Regions from separate parts of the Homo sapiens genome. Here region 2 is linked to region 1. Evidence: read pairs that join two places in POLR2A ChIA-PET (ENCODE). Cell type or tissue: A673. All regions are shown on one strand.

What was found. Peaks named below come from ENCODE experiments on the same cell type or tissue, not always from the same donor. Only the 100,000 strongest peaks of a DNase experiment are listed, where the experiment ranks them.
Region 2: POLR2A ChIA-PET joins it to region 1 with 14 read pairs; 3 of 35 experiments call an interaction of 5 or more read pairs at or near these places.

Annotation. Positions count from the first base shown.
Region 1 is chr5:79,224,047-79,232,046 of GRCh38, forward strand. All of the region lies in intron 1 of LOC124901011 (a long non-coding RNA gene), which reads right to left. Among named protein-coding and RNA genes, the nearest start is that of JMY, 8.1 kb to the right of the region's middle. RefSeq lists an enhancer at 5,651-5,730. In A673, no CTCF peak of the experiment used is centred here; no DNase peak of the experiment used is centred here.
Region 2 is chr5:79,565,768-79,573,767 of GRCh38, forward strand. All of the region lies in intron 1 of LOC105379047 (a long non-coding RNA gene), which reads left to right. Among named protein-coding and RNA genes, the nearest start is that of TENT2, 43 kb to the right of the region's middle. In A673, no CTCF peak of the experiment used is centred here; DNase peaks (open chromatin) are centred at 2,604 and 3,214; H3K27ac peaks cover 1,618 bases; H3K27me3 peaks cover 3,667 bases.

The DNA of each region.
Region 1 (8,000 bases):
GAAAACACTTTTTAGAAATGCTGTTATTGTTCTAGGTTCTGTAATTGCCAGATGGGTTCTTCTTGCCCACTGCACAGATAAAATGAATTCACTGCAGTAGAGCAAGAGTTTAATTGACATGAGACCAACCACATGGGAGAACTGGGGTTATCACTCAAATCAGTCTCCCCAAAGGCTTTCAGGTTAGAGTTTTTATGGACAATTTGGTGACGGGGCTAGGGAATCGGTGCTGCTGATTGGTTGGGGATGGAAATCATAGGCGTTTGGAAAATGGTCCTTGTGCTGAGTCTGCCTCTGGATGGGGCCATAGAACCAGTTGAGTCACCAGGCCAGGTGGGATCAAGTCTGAAAAATCTCTCAAAAAACCCATTTTAGGTTCTACAATAGTGATGTTATCTATAGGAGCAATTGGGGAAGTCACAAATCTTGTGACCTCTGACCGCATGACTCCTGAGCTGTAAGAGACTGTAGAGACTATACCTACCTTGTGACCTCTGGCCACATGAATCCTGAGCAGTAAGGGATTATACAAACTATACTACATTTTATCAGAGTTCAGACCCCTCCCATAATCCTAATCTTTCGGCCTTTCATTAGTCTTACAAAGGCAGTTGTCAGTCCCTGAGCAAGGAGGGAGGGAGAGACTGTTTATCATCCTTGCTTTCAAGTTAAACTACAAATTTCTCCCAACGTTAGCTTGGCCTATGCACAAGAATGACCAAGGACAGCTTGGAGGTCAGAAGCAAGATGGAGTCAACTATGTCAGAGTTCTCTGTCATAATTTTGCACAGGTGCTTTCAGTTCTAAACTTTATTAAGTTATATTCAGATTTTTTACATTAGGTAAGATGAATAGAGAAAGGAGTACTACAAAGTGAGGAAGAACTCAAACTCCATTTATTATTTAGCTTGGAATTTGAAAAATTATTTCAAACAACATAATGAAGCCACACTCTGAAAATCTGCTTAGGAGATTCTGAAAGTCTACTTCTGAAAAAACTATTTGTAATAATCCACTCAAACTGAAGTGAATTACTAGAATGTAAACACCACATCCCTATTCATATTTGTGTTCTCAATGTGTCATGAATCAGTGAATGAGTAGTACCAAATCTTTTTAAAGCACAGATGGTGTTCGTGGCAGCCATGAGAACGTTCCTTTCAGATCTCCCAGCATGACAGACTGAGGGCCCTGACTGCTGCATTTGGAATCCACCACACTCCCCTAGGCTGCTCTCAGCCAATGACTGAGTGTGGCAGGAAGACAGGCAGGCCTGCTTCTGTGAGACTCAAAATTCAGGTAACTTTGCCTTGAGGATTCCCCATTGGCCTAGTGAAAACTTTCTTAGATGGACTCTACTCTTAACATGCTTCTTACTGAAATTTCCTTTCCTCTCCCTCTCCTTCATATGGGTCTGACCTGGATCATCCTTGCTCTGTTCTTGCTCCAGCTTCCTTCTCATTTTCCTCCATAGGCATTTCCCCTACCAAAATCTCTTGCACATCTGATCCCATTTTTGTGACTGCTTCTTGGAGGATTTTTTTTTTTTTTTTGAGACAGGGTCTGGCTCTGTTGCCCAGGTTGTAGTGCAGTGGCACAATCTTGGCTCATTGCAATCTCTACCTCCTGAGCTTAAGCCATCCTTCCACTTATCCTCCTGAGTAGCCAGGACTACAGGAGTGAGCCACCATGCCCAACTAATTTTTGCATTTTTTGTAGAGACGGGGTTTCACCATGTTGGCCCGGCTGGTCTCGAACTCCTGACCTCAAGTGATTCACTCGCCTCGGACTCCCAAAGTGCTGGGATTATAGGCATGAGCCGCCACACCCAGCCTTTTTGGAGGCTCTTAGCTAACACAGTGGTTAAGTGTATAGGTTTCAAAGGATTCCTTAGATAGGTCATTAAAAACAGACAGGTATTAGGATGTACTCAAAGATTTAGCTGCAAGGATGTAAGTGATAACAACTTAAATGTTCTTCTGAAGGGACTGATAAGGTAAATGATTGTGTAAATGCACAATGGAATTTTAATAAGATAATACTAAAGGTGAATTTAATTTTCTTTTTTTACAGATGGGTCTCATTATGTTCCCCAGGCTGGTCTCAAACTCCTGGGCTAAAGCAATCCTCCCACCTTGACCTCCCGAAGTGGTGGGATTACAGCTATAAACCACTGTGCCCAGCCCTGAATATTTATTAGTATCTTCAACAACCATTGTAAAAAAAAATTTACTTATTTATGTTATAGGACAGCTCCCTGAGCCAGAAGACTCAGAGAGACTCCTGAAAAAGATAATTTACAGATTAAGTATTTACAGTGGTATCTCATTTTTGCAAATGAGCCTAGAAGCCTAGAAAATGGTATAAAAAGACATACACTAAAGTTTTAAAAGGGATTGTCTCTAGGTAGTATTTAAAGTTTCTTGGCCGGGTGTGGTGGCTCACCCCTGTAATCCTAGCGCTTTGGGAGGCGAGGCGGGCGGATTGTCTGAGCTCAGGAGTTTGAGACCACAGTGGATAACAAGGTGAAACCCCGTCTCTACTAAAATACAAAAAATTAGATGGGTGTGGTGGTGTGCGCCTGTAGTCCCAGCTACTCAAGAGGCTGAGGCAGGAGTTGCTAGAACCTGGGAGGCTGAGGTTGCAGCGAGCCGAGATTGCACCACTGCACTCCAGCCTGGGCAACAGAGCGAGACTCCGTCTCTTAAAAAAAAGAAAAAGTTTGTTGTTTTGGTTTATCTATAGTTTTAAATTGGTCTACAGTGAACATGCGTTGCATCTGCAGTAACACTAAAAGTCATTATTTTTTTGCAACCTCCACCTCCCAGGCTCCAGCAATCCTCCTGCCTCATCCTCCCAAGCAGCTGGGACTACAGGTATACACCACAATGCCTGGCTAATTTTTGTATTTTTGGTAGAGATGAGGGTTTCTTCGTGCTGCCCAGGTTGGACTTGAACTCCTGGAATCAAGGGATCCGCCCATCTCGGCCTCCCAAAGTGCTGGGATTACAGGCGTAAGCCACCACGTCCAGCTAGTTTTTAATTAAGCATGATTCTCTTAGGCACTGTTAAAATTTAGAATAGTCCAGGTTGGCTGGGCACAGTGACTCACACCTGTAATCTCAGCACTTAGGGAGGCTGAGGTGGGAGGATTGCTTGAGCCCAGGAGTTGGAGACCAGCCTGGGCAACATAGGATAACTGGTATCTACAAAAAATAAAAGATTACCTGGGCGTGGTGGCACGCACCTACAGGTAGTCCCAGCTACTCCAGAGGCTGAGGTGGCAGGATCGATTGAGCCTGGGAGGTCGAGACTGCAGTGAGCCGAGATCGCAACACTGCACTCCAGCCTGAGCAATAGAGCAAGACTCTGTCTCAAAATAAATAAGTTAATTAAATAAAATAAAACTCCAGTACTGATCAGTAGTGGGATTCAGCCTGCAAATAGCTGCTGCACTCCAGCCTGGGCAAAATAGTGAGACCCCAAGAATATAAAAATAAAAATAATAAAACTTTAAAATTTGTTAGATGTAAACTTTGTTCACCTTCTCAACTGTCTTCAATTGCCCTTCTTTCCGAAGGCACTGCCTGTATCCCAGAGCACCCCGGCACTGCTGCCCTTGCAGAGATCAGTGGCCTGCATGCCCCACTTGTTGAACCTCTCTGTGCTAAGTCACCCTTCATTTCTAGGTTGGCTGAAATGCCACACTGGAGCACAGACTCTGGCTTCCTGAAGGGCTGGATGAGGCAACATGGAAGCGTGAACTCCCTGTGGGGTGAAACTTGACTCTGAGGAAAGGAGAAATAGGAAGGAACCAGACAGACATGCTCCCTCTTCTTTCCATTTACTCCACTGAGTAAGATTTCTTCTTGTGTCCCTTTTGGGAAAACCCCCCTTGCTGAGGAAGAACATGTACAGAGTGACCTACCACGTCTCCTAAAGTGGTGCCAGGGCTCTCAGGGATCACTGTGCAGAGCTTCCCAACTTTCCTCACATCATTTCTTTCTTTTTCCTGTCTAGCCACTCGGGAGTTGAAAATAAGGATAATTGGCCATAATTGATATAATGTACAATACCAAAAAGGGTACTCATAGCAGATCAGGACACGAACTGCTCAGATCCCCCTTAAAGAATTTGCTACTGAATGCAAGGAGTGAGGCTGCATCCAGGGGATGATGAAACTTGCTACCAGGGTACTCCTAGAAGCCTGAAAAAAGCAATGGCCCTCACAGAGACTGTATTAAAATGCTTCCCATGGTATAGGGAAGAGAAAGGGAGTAAAAGGCTCAGGAAGTGGGAATGCTGGAATGGATAAATTACACGGGGCCAAAATAAGGAGTATGTTCTCCAGGAAAGCTCAAAGGACACACATTTACCAAGAGCATTAGTAATATGATGATGGCAGGGGCCCTAGCATGGTGATGAAGTTCAGTGTGGCTCTCCTCCACAGGCCAGGGTTAATGGTCAGTGAAGCAGTCACATAATTTGGCTCACGAATAGCAATGGCGATGAAAAGACCTGAACAACAGAGGCCAGGTGGTAGCACTTCACCACCAAAAGCCAGAGGGTCACAATGTCCACAGTTATGGTTAATAGAAAACAACATCCCTGGGGGCAAAATAGCTGGGCAGCCAACAGGCACTGCTTAATGTACATGATCAAAATAGAGCAAGGGTAGATGAGCAGGAGGTTGAGGGCAGTTACCCAAAAGGATCTCTCTTGCCCAGTTTCTGCACCTAAATCAGTTTTCAGACCTAGTGCCCATTGCTTTAAGAGATGGCCAGATCCCAGTACCAAGAACCCTGCAATACATAGTGATTTCTCCAGTTCTTCTGTGGAAGACATGAGTGACTGTTCACTGGAGTGAGGGATTTACTCCAACATTCCAGGAACTTCTGGAGACAGGGTCCAAGTTGACACAGATACCCAATGACTGGAAACATCATCATGGGCTGTGTTAGAGGGGGGGCCTACAGGGGCCAGTAAATGAAGCCCTGGCCCAGGAGTGAGTCCAGTGGTCTATGAAACTACCTGGTGAATATTTCCCTGGTCCCCAAATATCTCATTGGGATTGACACTGTGGCAGAGTAACCCACAGGCTGTACCTGTTGGTGGGGGCTATGATAATGGGGAAGGTCTGGTAGAAGCCTCCCAAACTGCCTCCCTCCCACCAAGATAGTGAATCAAAACCAGTATAATCCTGGAGAGGGATGGCAGAAGTTAGGGCCACTCTTAAAGATGCAGGCATGCTGGTCCCTAACCTACCTCTGTTTAATTTGCTGGTCTGGTCCTTGCAAAAACCAGACAGATCCTGGAGACTAACGTTCAACCAAGAAATAGACCTGATCACAGCTGCCTGGCCAGATGTGGTGTCTTTCCTAAAACAGATAATACAGTCTCTGGTACACAGTATGCAGCCACTGATTTGGCAAATGTGTTCTCTTCTATCTCAGTTAGGAAAGAAGATCAGCAACAATGTGCTCCAGGGCCATGTTAATTCTTTGACCATCTGTCATAATATAGCCTGAAGACATTGGGACCATCTGGACAAATTGCAGAATATCATGTTGATTCATTCATTACATTGATGACATCATGCTGATCAGGCCAGGATTAGTAAGAGAATACTATCATGCTGGAAATGCTGGTAAGGCACATGCACTCTAGAGCGAGATAAACCGTAAAAAAATTAGGTACTTTCTACCTCAGTAAAGTTTCTGCACATCCTGTGGTCAGGACATTCCCTTAAGAGTAAAGAACAGGCCTGTGTGTTGTTGCCACTGCCATTGTTGTCATGGTGGTTGTGCTGAGCTCTGTGGTTTCTAGAGCCGGCTATGTCCCCTCCCTGCCACCACCCTGAAGTGGATGTTCAAGGAGAACCACTCGCTAGAAAACAGATGCGTGCAGTTCCCGAAGATCAGAGTAAAATATCCTGACCGGGTTCCGGTGATTGTGGAAAAAAAAAGTCTCAGGCTCTCAGATTGTTGACACTGACAAACGGAAGAACTTGGTTCCATCTGACAGCCATTCAGTTCCATCTGTGGCTCAGTTCTTGTGGATCATCACAAAAAGGATCCATCTTCCTTCTGAAAAGGCATCTTCTGTTTGTGGATAAAACAGTCCAGCCTGGTGAGGCATGGTGGCTCATACCTGTAATCCCAGCACTTTGGGAGGCCGAGGCAGCTGGATAACCTGAGGTCAGGAGTTCGAGATCAGCCTTACCAATATGGAAACACCCAGTCTCTACTAAAAATACAAAAAATTGGCCAGGCATGGTGGCACATACCTGTAACCCCAGCTACTCGGGAGGCTGAGGCAGGAGAATCGCTTGAACCTGGGAGGCAGAGGTTGCAGTGAGCCGAGATGGTGCCATTGCACTCCAGCCTGGGCAACAAGAGCGGAACTCCATCTCAAAAAACAAACAAACAAACAAACAAAAACCAAAAAACAGTCCAGCCTAACTATAGGAGAGCTTTACTAGAAGGAAAAAGATACAGATGGAATCTTGTATGTGGCCTCCAGTGGGGAGAACACTTTTGGTTTCCGAGGACCACTGCTGTGCTAGGTGCACCCTTACTGCTTGTGTATCTTGTAAATGTCCTAGCACCTTGGTAAGCCAAGGCAGGAGGACAGCTTGAACTCAGGGGTTCGGAACCAGTCTGGGCAACATAAGGAGACACCCGTCGCTACAAAAAAAAATTAGTTGAGCGTGGTGGCGCATACCTATGGTCCCAAGCTACTCAGGATGTTGAGGTGGGAGGATTGCTTGAGCACAGGAGGTAGATGCTGCAGTAAGCCAAGATTGCACCACTGCACTCCAGCCTGGGTGACAGAGCAAGATCCTGTCTTAAACAAACAAACAAAAATTAAAAAGAAAAGAGAAAAAGGAGCACCAGTTGTGGCTGCGAGATCAGCTGTGGCTATGGAGGCTGTAGTTTGCCCCAATAACCTCCCTCTTTTGTTTTCCCTCGGGAACAGAGGCCTACCAGAGCCCTAGAGGAGATGCTTCCCACGTGTTTTTATGAAGTGGATCCATGTGGCACACAAGGTAAACTGTGGCAGTTGTGAAGATGTGTCAGTTAGATCCCCCTTCTAGAAAGGAGCCACCCCTCAGCTGCAAGGAGTATGGTAAGTGGACACTCCCCACCTGTTAGTGTCTTCAGCATCAGCTTCAGGTTTTTATCCTGTGCTTTTCTCAGGGTGGTCCCCAGCCAATGACTGAGCAAGGCCTGGCTATATCTACCCAATGAGAGGAACTTCTTTTTTTTTTTTTTTTTTTTTGAGACAGAGTTTCGCTCTTGCTGCCCAGGCTGGAGTGCAATGGTGTGATCTTGGCTCACTGCAACCTCCTCCTCCTGGGTTCAAGTGATTCTCCTGCCTCAGCCTCTCAAGTAGCTGGGATTACAGGCATGCGCCACCACGCCTGGCTAATTTTGTATTTTTAGTAGAGATGGGTTTTCTCCATGTTGGTCAGGCTAGTCTTGAACTCCTGACCTCAGGTGATCCACTCGCCTTGGCCTCCCAAAGTGCTGGGATTAGAGGTATGAGCCACCGTGCCTGGCCATGAGGAACTTCTTTAAGGGAAATTTTTGCCTCAGAACTCCCTGTTGGATTAGCCTGCCTGATTCTGCCTCTGCCCCTTCCCCTTCTCTTCCACAGGGGTCGCCTCCATACTTTTTTTTTTTTCGTTTTGAGACAGAGTCTCACTCTGATGCCTAGGCTGGCGTGCAGTGACATGATCTCGACTCACTGCAACCTCCACCTTTCGGGTTCAAGCGATTCTCGTGCCTCAGCCTCCCAAGTAGCAGGGACTACAGGCTTGTGCCACCACGCCCGGCTAATTTTTATATTTTTAGTAGAGACGGGGTTTCACCATATTGGCCAGGCTGGTCTCATACTCCTGACCTCAAGTGACCGCCCACCTTAGCCTCCCAAAGTGCTGGGATTGCAGGCATGAGCCACCGCACCCGGCACCCCATAAATTTTTTGCGTTCCTACTT
Region 2 (8,000 bases), 340 kb after region 1:
CTCCTGAGTAGCTGGCACTACAGGCATGTGCCACAATGCCCAGCTAATTTTTTGTATTTTCAGTAGAGACAGGGATTCACCTGTTATCCAGGATGGTCTCGATCTCCTGACCTCATGATCCACCCACCTCGGCCTCCCAAAGTTCTGGGATTACAGGTGTGAGCCACCGCACCCAGCCTATGCCTGTTCTTGATAGGGGAAGAAGGAAATGGAAAGTGTAGACAATTTTTTTGAAGGGCAGTAAATGATTATTAGGAAGAATAAACGGACCCAGGAGACTGAAATTAACTTGTAAATTATTTTCTTTGGAATTTGAAGGAGGCTGAGAGGCAGGCATTAGCTTCTAAAAAAAAAGAAAAAAGAAAAAAGAAAAAGTCCAGGCGAGGTGGCTCACGCCTGTAATCTCAGCACTTTGGGAGGCCAAGGTGGGTGGATCACCTAAGGTGAGGAGTTCGAGACCAGCCTGGCCAACATGGTGAAACCCCATCTGTACTAAAAATTCCAAAAATTAGCCAGGCATGGTGGCAGGCACCTGTAATCCCAGCAACTTGGGAGGCTGAGGCAGGAGAATTGCTTGAACCTGGGAGTCGGAGGTTGCAGTGAGCCGAGAGTGTGCCACTGTACTCCTGCCTGGGTGACAGAGCGAGACTCTGTCTCAAAAAAAAGTCCATCCTGGTGTGGTTGCATACCTCAGTCTTCTTTTTCAAAGTAGATAAGACTTTAGAAAGGAGTAAAAGGCAATTGTTTCTTTGGTAAGATGCTTTCTTGGTCAGGTTAGGAAATTTCAGAGTTCCTCCCTGACCTTGGAGTGGGAAAAAAACAAGACAAGATTAGGAGGACTTTGATTCTGAGCCTTATTTCCAAGGCCTTTTTCTTTTCTTTTCTTTCTTTTTTTTCTTTTTTTTTTTTTTTGAGATGAAATCTCTCTCTCTCACCCAGGCTGGATGGAGTGCAGCAGCATGATCTCGGCTCACTGCAACCTCCACCTCCTGGGTTCAGGTGATTCTACTGCCTCAGCCTCCTGAGTAGCTGGGATTACAGGCAGGCGCTACCTCACCCGGCTAATTTTTGTATTTTTAGTAGAGACGGGGTTTCGCCATGTTGGCCAGGCTGCTCTCAAACTCCTGACTTCAGGTGATCCGCCCTCCTCGGCCTCCCAAAATGCTGGGATTACAGGCATGAGCTGCCGTGCCTGGCCAGGTCTTTTAATTTTTAAAAGCACTCAGCATGCCAAAGTGCCATATTTTGGGGAATTATTTTCTACTTCCCATTACACACATGCCAGGGATGACCCATTGCCTAATTTTAACTAATAAAATCATATATATCATACAAGATTTTTGCATGTTTCATAATGTGGAAATCACCAGAACATTTTATTTTTCTTGCTGCATTTGATATTTTTGGCCTCAGTCATTTTATTTTTGGAAAGGGAAGAGATATATACTCTTGGTTGTGAATAAAATCACATGAAATGAGTAAATAGTGTGACCCTAAAGGAAAAAACTGAGGCAAAATTAATATAAGTAGAAAGTTTATTTGGCCCTAGTTTGAGGACTGCAACCCAGGAGCATAGATTCAAGTTGCTCTGAATATATGCTCCTATTAGCAGTAGTTACTAATGGTTTTTCTTTCTTTCTTTTTTTTTTTTTTTTTTTTTGAGACAGAGTTTCGCTGTTGTCTTGTCATCCGGGCTGGAGTGCAGTGGCATGATATCGGCACACTGCAGCCTCCGCCTCCCGGGTTCAAGCGATGCTTGTGCCTCAGCTTCCCAAGTAGCTGGGATTACAGGTGTGTGCCTGGCTAATTTTTGTATTTTTAGTAGAGACAGGGTTTCACTATGTTGCCCAGGCTGGTCTCGAACTCCTGGCCTCAGGTGATCCACCCACCTCAGCTTCCCAAAGTGCTGGGATTACAGGTGTGAGCCACCGCACCTGGCCACAAATGGGTTTTTAAAGGAAAAAGAAGAGGCAGTTCCTAAGTTGTTTATCAAGAATTTATGTTACAATAACAAGCTATTGGTTGGCTATACATTGTTCTTTGTATCACAAATTCCAGGAACATGAAGATAGCGGGTAAGGCAGCTGTCAGAAATAAAATGCTTTTAAATAATTGCCCCTGGCTACTAAAAATACAAAAATTAACCCGGCGTGGTGCTGCACACCTGTAATCCCAGCTACTTGGGAGGCTGAGGCAAGAGAATCGCTTGAACCCAGGAGTGGAGGTTGCAGTGAGCTGAGACTGCGCCACTGCACTCCAGCCTGGGGACAGAGCAAGATACCATCTCAAAAAAAAAAAAAAGAATTGCCCCTGGGAATGGGTGCTGTGAGATGTGACCGAAATCCCATACTCCTGTCTCTCCAGGCCTGATGAATTTTGCATACTTCACATATCTTAGGCTGCTCTGAGCTATTTTTCTCATTTCCTCCTTTTGATCAGAATGGTTCTCTTCTGAAAGCACTAATGATCAATATTTTAGATTTAAGTTTGTCCCATGTTGCTGGGAAGACTCATTCCCAGATAATCTTGTCCCATGTCAGAGGGAAAGAGCAGAAGTACTACGGCTTAAGAAGTTCCAAGGCTGAATCAGTTGGCAACAATTCAGGGACTGAATTGAACAATAAAGGGTCAGAGTAATAGGATCTTAGTCGGGCCGTTTACTTACACTGGAGTTGAGGCATGTTAGCTCATTTCTAAGCATCTAGCTATCATGATTAGTTTTTTTGTTATAAACTTTTGTGGTAAACTTTAGACATCTAGAAATACAAAGCATAATTAATTCAGGCATTTAAAATATGACACAAATAAGGACAGTTATCAACAAAACATCTTGAAATACAAATATGAAAAGTATTCCTATTCCTGAAGATAACCAAATGAATATTGTAACCTATTTCTTGTCCTGGTCTAAAGAACAAAGTATTGGAGATCTCCACTGAGGAAGATGTCCACTCAGGCAGGGCTGCCTAATAGTGTCCCTTCTAATGTAGTTGTTGGAACAAGTCCTTTATTTGATAGCATTTTCTTTTCTTCCTTCTTTCCTTCCTTCCTTCCTTCCTTCCTTCCCTCCCTCCCTTCTTCCTTCCTTCCTTCCTTTCTCTTTCTTTCTTTCTCTCTCTCTCTCTTTCTTTCTTTCTTTTGGCATTTTCCATTAAACAAAATCTTCAGGTTGGAGTCCATGATCTTTGATGTTTTTGTCTCCCGCTGGGAGCTTGCTGTTAAAATAATCCTTAATTAATTTAGAATTTTCAGTGAGAAACTTATCAGGCCTTGCAATAATGAAGAATACCACCTTGTTAATGGAAAAACCAAGCTCTGTAAAATATTTTCAAGAGTTTTATTCTGAGCTAACATGAGTGAACATGGCCCAGGAAAACACAACCTCAGGAATCCTGAGAACTTGTACCAAAGCCTGGATTACTGTTTGGTTTTATGTATTTCAGGGAGGCAGGAGTTATAGGTGAAGACATAAATCAATACATGGAAGGTATACATGGTTCTGTATGAAAAGGTGGGATATCTAGGCCAGTGCAGTGGCTCACGCCTGTAGTCCCAGCACTTTGGGAGGCTGAGGCAGGAGGATCACGAGGTCAGGAGATGGAGACCATCCTGGCCAACATGGTGAAACCCCATCTCTACTAAAAATGCAAAAATTAGCTGGGTGTGGTGGCTCACGCCTGTTGTCCCCGCTACTCGGGAGGCTGAGGCATGAGAATCGCTTGAACTCGGCAGGCAGAGTTTGCAGTGAGCCAAGATCATGTCACTGTGCTCCATCCTGGCAACAGAGCGAGACTCCATCTCAAAAAAAAAAAAAAAAGAAAAGAAAAGAAAAGGTGGGATATCTAAAGCAGGGGCTTACAGGTTAAGGGTGGATTCAGAGATTCTTTAATTTGCAGTTGACCAAAAGAGTAGGGCTCTGTCTAAAACTTGAAGTCAACACAAAGGGATTTTTTTTTTTTGAGACAGATTTTTGCTCTCTCACCCAGGCTGGAGTGCAATGGCACAATCTTGGCTCACTGCAACCTCTGCCTCGTGGGTTCAAGTGATTCTCCTGCCTCAGCCTCCCGAGTAGCTGGGATTACAGGCATGCACCACCACGCCCTGCTAATTTTGTCTTTTAAGTAGAGATGGGGTTTCACCATGTTGGTCAGGCTGGTCTCGAACTCCTGACCTCAGGTGATCTGCCCACCTCAACCTCCCAAAGGGCTAGGATTACAGGTGTGAGCCACCACACTCGGCCAGAAAGGCACGTTTTAAGTTAAGCATGCTATGTAGCAAGATGGATGGCTTGCAGACATGACTTAACCCTTTCCTTCCATAGTCTTAGGTCTTGTTTATAATTTGATATCTTATTGCCACAAAGAGTCTGTTTTTTCAGTCTTATAATCTCTATTTTAACATTAATGCTGGTCAATTGTTGTGCCTAAACTCCAAAAGGGAGGGAATATAATGAGGCGTGCTTGACCTCTCTTCCTGTTTTGACTGGGAGTTCATTTTTTTTTTTTTTTCTGACCGAGTCTCACTCTGTCGCCCAGGCTGGAGTGCAGTGGCGTGATCTCAGCTCACTGCAAGCTCCGCCTCCCAGGTTGATGCTATTCTCCTGCCTCAGCCTCCTGAGTAGCTGGGACTACAGGCGCCTGCCACCACGCCCGGCTAATTTTTTTGTATTTTTAGCAGAGACGGGGATGGTCTTGATCTCCTGACCTTGTGATCCGCCTGCCTTGACCTCCCAAAGTGCTGGGATTGCAGGCGTGAGCCACCACGCCCAGCCCTTGGGAGTTCAGTTGTTAAGGTTTCTCTGGGGTCCCCTTGGACAAGAGGGGGTCCATTCAGTTGGTAAGGGACTTTGGATTTTTAGTTTACAACTGTTTTTTTTGTTTGTTTTGTTTTGTTTTTGAGATGGAGTCTCGCCCTGTCGGAGTGCAGTGGTGCGATCTCGGGTCACTGCAACCTCCGCCTCCCAGGTTCAGGCAATTCTCTGCCTCAGCCTCCCAAGTAGCAGGGATTACAGGTGCCTGCCACCATGCCCAGCTAATTTTTGTATTTTTAGTAGAGACAGGGTTTCATCTTCTTGACCAGGCTGGTCTTGAATGCTTGACCTCATGATCCACCCACCTCAGCCTCCCAAAGTGATAAGATTACAGGCGTGAGCCACCGTGCCTGGCCCAACTCTTTTTTTTTTTTTTTGAGATGGAGTCTTGCTCTGTCTCCCAGAATGGAGTGCAGTGGCACGATTTTGGCTCACTGCAACCTCCTCCTCCTCCCGGGTTCAAGCAATTCTCCTGCCTCAGCCTCCCAAGGAGCTGGGATTGCAGTTGCATTCCACCACACCTAAATTTTGTACTTTTAGTAGAGACAGGGTTTCACCATGTTGGCCAGGCTCGTTTCGAACTCCTGACCTCATGATCCACCCGCTCGGCCTCCCAAAGTGCTGAGATTACAGGCGTAAGCCACCATGTCTGGCCTAGTTTACAACTTTTAAGGAGAGCTAGTTCATAGGCTCCTTTATCCAGGTGCACGGGTAGTCCCATTCCCATTTCAAAGGCAGAAAGCTGATGTTTTCCAAACAGGGTAGAATGTAAGTTAAGCAAATGGAAGATCCTTAGGCCAGGGAAAGTTAAATTTTTCTTTAAGCTTTCAACTGACTTTTCACTATTCCGTGTATTCATTCTACCAGTCTGGAAGACTGAGTGATTTGCACAATGGAAATGCTAATCCATCCAATCTCAATCATCTTTGACCACACAAAATAGTATTTCTGGCTGAGCATAGTGGCTAATGCCTGTAATCCCAGCACTTTGGGAGACTGCTGTGGGAGGATTGCTTGACCCCAGGAGTTCGAGAGCAACCTGGGCAACATAGTGAGACCTCATCTCCACCAAAATAATTTTTTTAAATAAAAAAACCAAGATAAGATTTCTATAAACTTCTCATAACCACTTACTTAGAATTTTTCACTTTCTCTTTCTTTAAGTTTCTGTGTTCATGTAGTTTTATCCATCATTCTTTCTTTTGTCCTTTCAACTTAAAACACCCTTTAAAAGCCTCTAGACAAAATTAGTTTTCCCTTAACAGAAACCTCACTTTCATATCTTCTTTATAACCTTCTTTACCAAAAACACATCCTATTTTTCTTACTCACTCTGTATACAGAATTGTTTCTCTTACATCTAGTAGTTTCAATTGCATATATGAACTACTATTTTTAACTTTTAGCAAACTGAATTTCTGGTGGAAAACTTAGGAAGTAATTTTGAACTGTTTTATATCATTACTGATAGATGGATGAAAACCATTTTATAATTTTTAGAAAGATATCTCAATTTATTTTTGTTTATTAACAGGTCTAAATATATTTAGCTTTTCTATACCATATAAAAATAAGATATCAAAGTATATAGATTTAAACTTATATTTAATGATTAATGTTTTAGTATTTTTACTTAGAGATGACTCAGACATTTCATGAACATCTACTACTTAATTATAACATGACTTTAATATTAATTTACTGAAGCTGGGCACAGTGGCTCATGCCTGTAATCCCGGCACTTTGAGAGGCTGAGGTGGGTGGATCACTTGAGGTCAGGGGATCAAGACCAGCCTGGCTAACATGGTGAAACCCCGTCTCTACTAAAAGTACAAAAATTAGCCAGGTGTGGTGGTGCATACCTGTAATGTAATCCCAGCTACTTGGGAGGCTGAGGCGGGAGAATCTCTTGAACCTGGGAGGCAGAGGTTGCAGTGAGCTAAGATCGCTCCACTGCACTCCAGCCTGGGTGACAGAGCAAGATTCCACCTTAAAAAAAAAAAAAAGTCAAGTTACTGAAAAAGATTTTTGAAAAGTTCATTTATAAATTTTTCAAAAACTCACCACTATACAAATGAGTACACTGATAAACTTTTGTTTCTATTCATTTAACTTACTCACTTTTAACAATTATGCTTGAATTGTTCATTAAACAAAGCTAGCCATCATCTCATGTTATTTCCGTGTTAATCATTTTTACAGCCTGCAAATGTTAGGCAGCTGCCACCTAAGCAAAAACCCTAAAGGTAAATACATGGGTATTTTGCTGATCCGAAGACATAGCTGTTTTCATTAAACCAATAATATTAAAGTGGTTCTTCTTTACTAAAGATTTACTCAAGTCATATGAACTGAACATTTTAGTTAGTTTCTATTTTTCTGATAAAGTATTTAAGTGCTTACTTTTTTTTTTTTTTTTTTTTTTTGAGACGGAGTCTCCCTCTGTCACCCAGGCTGGAGTGCAGTGGCACGATCTCGGCTCGCTGCAATCTCCGCCTCCCGGGTTCCAGAGATTCTTCTGCCTCAGCCTCCTGAGTAGCTGGGATTCAGGCGTGCATCACCATGCCTGGCTAATTTTTTATGTATTTTTAGTAGAGATGGGGTTTCACCATATTGGCCAAGCTGGTCTCAATCTCCTGACCTCGTGATCCGCCCGCCTCGACCTTCCGAAGTGCTGAGATTACAGGCGTGAGCCACCATGCCCGGCCAAGTGCTTACTTTTTTTTTTAGATCCAATTAATTGGAGCTCTTTTGTATATTTTGGTAGTGAAATATCCCATACGCGTAATATAAACGTATATACGTACAGATCTTTCTTTTTTTTTTTGAGACTGAGTTTCCCTCTTGTTGCCCAGGCTGGAGTGCAATGGTGCCATCTCGGCTCACCACAACCTCCGCCTCCCGGATTCAAGCGATTCTCCTGCCTCAGCCTCCCGGGTAGCTGGGATTACAGGCATGCGCCACCATGCTGGGCTTATTTTGTATTTTTAGTAGAGACGGGGTTTCTCCACTTTGGTCAGGCTGGTCTCAAACTCCCCACCTCAGGTGATCCTCCCACCTCAGCCTCCCAAAGTGCAGGGATTACAGGTGTGAGCCACCATGCCTGGCTGAAAAATCATCTTAAACAAAGGTAAGGCTTATTACATAAACTTTAAACCAATGTAGTTTAGGTGCAGAGAGGGAGATGTTC